2 separate regions of the Homo sapiens genome follow, and region 2 is linked to region 1. A link is an interaction called in ENCODE POLR2A ChIA-PET data of the cell type or tissue named here. Cell type or tissue: B cell. All regions are shown on one strand. Region 1 overlaps ST6GAL1 (ST6 beta-galactoside alpha-2,6-sialyltransferase 1). Region 2 overlaps ST6GAL1 (ST6 beta-galactoside alpha-2,6-sialyltransferase 1).

Evidence for each region. Peaks named below come from ENCODE experiments on the same cell type or tissue, not always from the same donor. Only the 100,000 strongest peaks of a DNase experiment are listed, where the experiment ranks them.
Region 2: POLR2A ChIA-PET joins it to region 1 with 7 read pairs; 8 of 35 experiments call an interaction of 5 or more read pairs at or near these places.

What each region holds. Positions count from the first base shown.
Region 1 is chr3:186,967,502-186,970,001 of GRCh38, reverse strand. The region is part of intron 2 of ST6GAL1 (ST6 beta-galactoside alpha-2,6-sialyltransferase 1); the gene reads right to left. Among named protein-coding and RNA genes, the nearest start is that of ST6GAL1, 38 kb to the right of the region's middle. In B cell, no CTCF peak of the experiment used is centred here; no DNase peak of the experiment used is centred here; H3K27ac peaks cover 1,822 bases.
Region 2 is chr3:187,020,697-187,023,196 of GRCh38, reverse strand. The region is part of intron 2 of ST6GAL1 (ST6 beta-galactoside alpha-2,6-sialyltransferase 1); the gene reads right to left. Among named protein-coding and RNA genes, the nearest start is that of ST6GAL1, 91 kb to the right of the region's middle. RefSeq lists an enhancer at 946-1,215, a cis regulatory region at 1,218-1,311 and a promoter at 1,218-1,795. In B cell, no CTCF peak of the experiment used is centred here; DNase peaks (open chromatin) are centred at 1,356 and 1,826; H3K4me3 peaks cover 1,973 bases; H3K27ac peaks cover 2,500 bases.

The sequences.
Region 1 (2,500 bases):
TCTACAATCGTTTCCAAATAAAAAGTTAAATAAAAAGAAAAGGCACCCAGCCAGTAAGAAAACTGGGATTCCAGTTCAGACTCTTCGCTCCAAAATCCTGGTGTTCCAACCAGGTCAAATTATTCATAGTACTGTGTGTACCACGACGTTTCCTGTTTCCATGCCTTGGCACATACGAACTTCTACTGAGGCTACCCTTCCCTCGCCTAGATAACTTTTCATTTCCTTTAAGATCCAATTCATATAGCTTCTCCTTAAGGAAGCTTCCTTGACTCCCCATCCTGAGATCACCGCTCTTCCTCTGCACTTCCTGTGCACAGCACTTATTCAACTGAATTGCAATAATTAGCTTACTTGCTTCCATCTCCTGTCATGTACAAGCCACAGAATTGGAGAACAATTTTGCAAAGCATATCCAATAAAGGACTTATCTGTAGAATATATAAGGAAACCTTACAACTCAATCATAAGAAGACAAACAACCCAATTTTCTTTAAATGGGTAAAAAAATCTAAACATTTCACCAGAGGAGCCATCCAGGTGGCAAACAAAGCACATAAAAATGAAGCTCAATATCATTAGTGTTTACGGGAATGCACAAAAAAACACAATGAGATATCACCATACACCTATTAAAATGAAAAAGATGGGCTGCGCGCTGTGGCTCACGCCTGTAATCCCAGCACTTTGTGGGGCTGAGGCGGGCAGATCACTTGAGGTCAGGAGTTCAACACCAGCCTGGCTAACATGGTGAAACCCCGTCTCTACTAAAAATACAAAAATAGGCCAGGCATGGTGGCCAGGTGCCTGTAATCCCAGCTACTCAGGAGGCTGAGGCAGGAGAATCGCTTGAACCCCGGAGGCAGAGGTTGCAGTGAGCTGAGATTGCGCCACTGCATTCCAGCCTGGCCCACAGAGTGAGAATCTGTCTCAAAAAAAAAAAAAAAAAAGAAAAAGAGAAGAAAGAAAAAAAGAAAAAGAAAAAGATAGATCATACCAAGTGTTGGCAAGGAAGTGAAGTGCCTGGAATTCTAGTACACAGCTGGTGGTGATATAAAATGGTACCCGTGCTCTAGGCAACAGTTTGGCAGCTTCTTTAAAAGTTAAACAAACGCCCACCACATGACCCAGCCACTCTACTCTTAGGAGATTACTCATGAGAAATAAATACTTATGTCCCCACAACATTTTTTTCCACAAATGATTCTAATGGCTTTATTTTAATAGTCCAAAATTTGAAACAACCTAAATGTGTGTCAACAAGTAAATGGATAAATAAATTGTGGTATATCCACAACTAGGACTACTGATACACACAACATTGATGAACAGCAAAATAATTACGCTGAATGAAAAAAAAATGCATGCTGTATAATTCCATTTACATAAAGCTCCAGAAAATGCAAACGAACCTATAGTGTGAGAAAGCAGCTTAGTCCAGTGGTTGCCTGAGGATGGAGGGCAGGAGATGGAAGGGGGCAGGAAGGAGGGATAAAGCTCGGAAGGACACTTTTAGGGGTAATCGTTATGTTCATTAGCTTAATTGTGGGGATAGTTTCATGACCGTATACATATGTCAAAACTCACCAAGTTGTACAATTTAAGTATGTGCAGGGTTTTGTCTGTCAATTACACCTCAATAAGGGTATATAAAACAAGATTAATGGGTACCATCTAATAGGCATCTACTTTGTGGGGAAAAAACTTTATATAAATAATTATTCATCTTCACTCAAGGTAGGTATTATTCGGCCCATTTTACAGATGATGAAACTGGATCAGAAAGCCGGGAGGTCATGCAGCTATGGTCAGGTCAGGCTCAGACCCAAGTCAAATGGCTTCAAAGCTGGGCCACTTTTCTCCGTACTGTGATGCCTTTCTACAGTGGCAAATTCCCAACCTGAAGCCACAGGCCATAACTCCCCGGCCTAAGCAAGACCTCAAAGAAGGCTCCAAATGAGAATGAGGGGCTGGGGCTGCAGGAGATCTCTGGCATCACTAAAATGACACCCTCTCTCTCTTGGATTGCCACTGCCACAAATACCTCCAACAGCCAAAGCCAGCCCATCCCGGGCCAGATGGGCTAAGGCAGGAAGTGGGCTGTGCCGGCTCCCCAGGACACCCTGGCCTCTACTGCCACGGTGGTTTTGTGTCAAGGACCTGACCAGACAGTCAGCAGAACAGACTCCAATTCCTCTCATGCTGCAAATAACATCCTTCCCCTTTCTGGGCCTCCATTTCCTTAAGTGAAAGACGTGATGGCTAACGATCAAGCCTTCCAAGGAGCTCTTTCGGCTGTAATTCATGTTCTGAGTGCCCTGCTGAGCCAAAGCTGAAGGCAGGGCACCACCTCCACGTAGCAGTGCCTCCCCAAATCACTCCCTCTGCCACTCTGCCTCCTCCCCTCAGCCCTGTCCCTCAGTAGGTATCTTCCAAAGACCCTGACTCCCTCCCCCATCTGCTGGTTTGTTCCCCAGTTAGCAAGTTAGGTACTTAAAAC
Region 2 (2,500 bases), 53 kb before region 1:
ATTTGAGCAAGGGTTGGAAGGAGGTGTAAACCAAAAATAAAATCCTAAGCCCCCCACTAACCAACTGAATGGACTCCTTTTTGGCCATGGGCACCCCAGAGAAACCTGAAAAACTGAATTCCCAGCCATGACAGAAAGGAGGTTACACCCTCATCATACCCCTCCCTTTTGGGGTTTAGGTACAAGTGACCAGCATTAAGGTAAAATAGAGATTATAAGACTGACCAAACAGACCCTTTATGACAATAAGATACCAAACTATACACAATACCTAAGGCCATAAAAGGCAAAGATTAAGTCATACCCTAGAAACAATACAGTCTCATTAAATGGGTTTTTTAATTAACCCAGTAAAATGTGGCTTACTCTCCAACCTGACTCTGGTATAGTATCACATGACAGACAGCAGACTCTGAAGGAAATTAAAATATTTTGCCCCAAAATACATTTCTTTGACATATTTGGAAAAGGCTGCCAGACAGCCTTTGGACTGCAAAGCCATCTTTGGTGGGGGAAACGTGCATCTCCAGAGAATCGATATTAATGTCTCTTCCCTTGCTAGGCCTTTCCCAGATCTAGGAGAGATTCTAACTGAGAGTCAGACACCCAAAGGTCTGAGAAGAGACAATCACTATCTATTCACCCAGAGGGCTGCTATCTATGAGGCTCCAAGGACCTAGGCCCCCACAACCTCCTTATCTTACTCAGGCATTCCTTCCTACTGACTTCAAGTCACTAGACAATAACTTGACTCTCTCAGCTACTGTTAGCTAAAGAATCCCTAAAACGCACTTAAGACTTGTAAGGCCCCTCAGCCCTCCCCTAACCCTCTACCCCCCAAGTCCCTGTGTAGGGAAAACTCTCTGTAGCCATCTTTCCTCTGCTCTCACACCACAACAATCAACACAGAAGATGACTTATGTGACCATATGTGTGGGGGTCCCACCCCAACACCAAGCAGCGACACCAGCTTGGTGTCCTCTAATTCAGTTCCAACACTATCTACCTGGAAATAGTGTCAGATCCTACAGATTGAGGGCTTAGTGTCCAAGACATCCCCCCTCCACCAGTCACAAGTCCAGGCCTCCAGAACTTCTTTCTGACCAACCAGCTTCCATTGGGGTTCCCCTCTCCGTGGGTTCAATTAATTTGCTGGAGCGGCTCACAGAACTCAGGGAAACACCCTACTTACATTTACTGGTTTATCATCAAGGATGCTGCAGAGGATACAGATGAAGAGATGTGTAGAGCAAGGTATGGGAGAAGGGATGCAGAGCTTCCACGCCCTCCCTGGTTGTGCCGCCCTACAGGAACCTCCTCCTATTAAGCTATCAGAAAGTTCACCCAACCCTGTCCTCTTGGGTTTTTATAGAAGCTTCCTTGACGTCAGCATTTCTTCCCCCAGGGCATAGGGTAGGAACCTCTCATGGGAAGGTTTTTTTTTTTTTTTTTTTTTGAGACAGAGTCTCGCTCTGTCGCCCAGGTTGGAGTGCAGTAGCATGATCTTGATTCACTGCAACCTCTGCCTCCCGGGTTCAAGCAATTCTTCCTGCCTCAGCCTCCCGAGTAGCTGGGATTACAGGCGCCCACCATCACACCCGGCTAATTTTTCTATTTTTAGTAGAGACGGGGTTTCACCATGTTGGTCAGGCTGGTCTCGAACTCCTGACTTCAGGTGATCCACCCACCTCGGCCTCCCAAAGTGCTGGGATTACAGGCATGAACCACTATGCCTGGCCTCATGGGAGGGTTGTAAGGCCCACAGTCAGGCCAGAAAACATAAAAACCTTGCCTTGGGGCAGGTGAAAGGACGGCAGGAGAGAGACTGTTTCTTAGGGCCTGTCCCTGAAGTCTAAAAAGCCCAGCATTCTAGCAAGACTGTAGCAAGGGCTATGGGGCTATGCGCCAGGAAACATGCATGGAAACCAACACATAGTCCAGGCATGATGGCTCACGCCTGTATTCCCAGCACTTTGGGAGGCCAAGGCAGGTGGATCACGAGGTCAGGAGATCGAGACCATCCTGGCCAACATGGTGAAATCCCATCTCTACTAAAAATACAAAAATTAGCCGGGCGTGGTGGCATGCTCCTGTAATCCCAGCTACTCAGGAGGCTGAGGCAGGAGAATCACTTGAACCCAGGAGGCAGAGGCTCAGTGGGCAGAGATCACGCCATTGCACTCCAGCCTGGGTGACAGAGCGAGACTCCATCTCAAAAAAAAACAAAAAAAAAAACCACCAATACATATATCCTAACACCGCACCCTCCCCCACTTTGAGATGTCTCACATTTTTTGGACAGAACTACCAGTTACCTTCCATGTACTGATTTCCAGATATCCTTGCCTGTAATGCCTGTCTCCCTAAAATGTATAAAACCAGACTATGGCCCAACTGCCTCAGGGCCACTCACTCAAGGCTTCTTGGGTTTGTGTTTTCTCTAAGCTACAGTAACTCATATTGCCTCAGGATAAACTTCTTGAAAATATTTTACAGAATT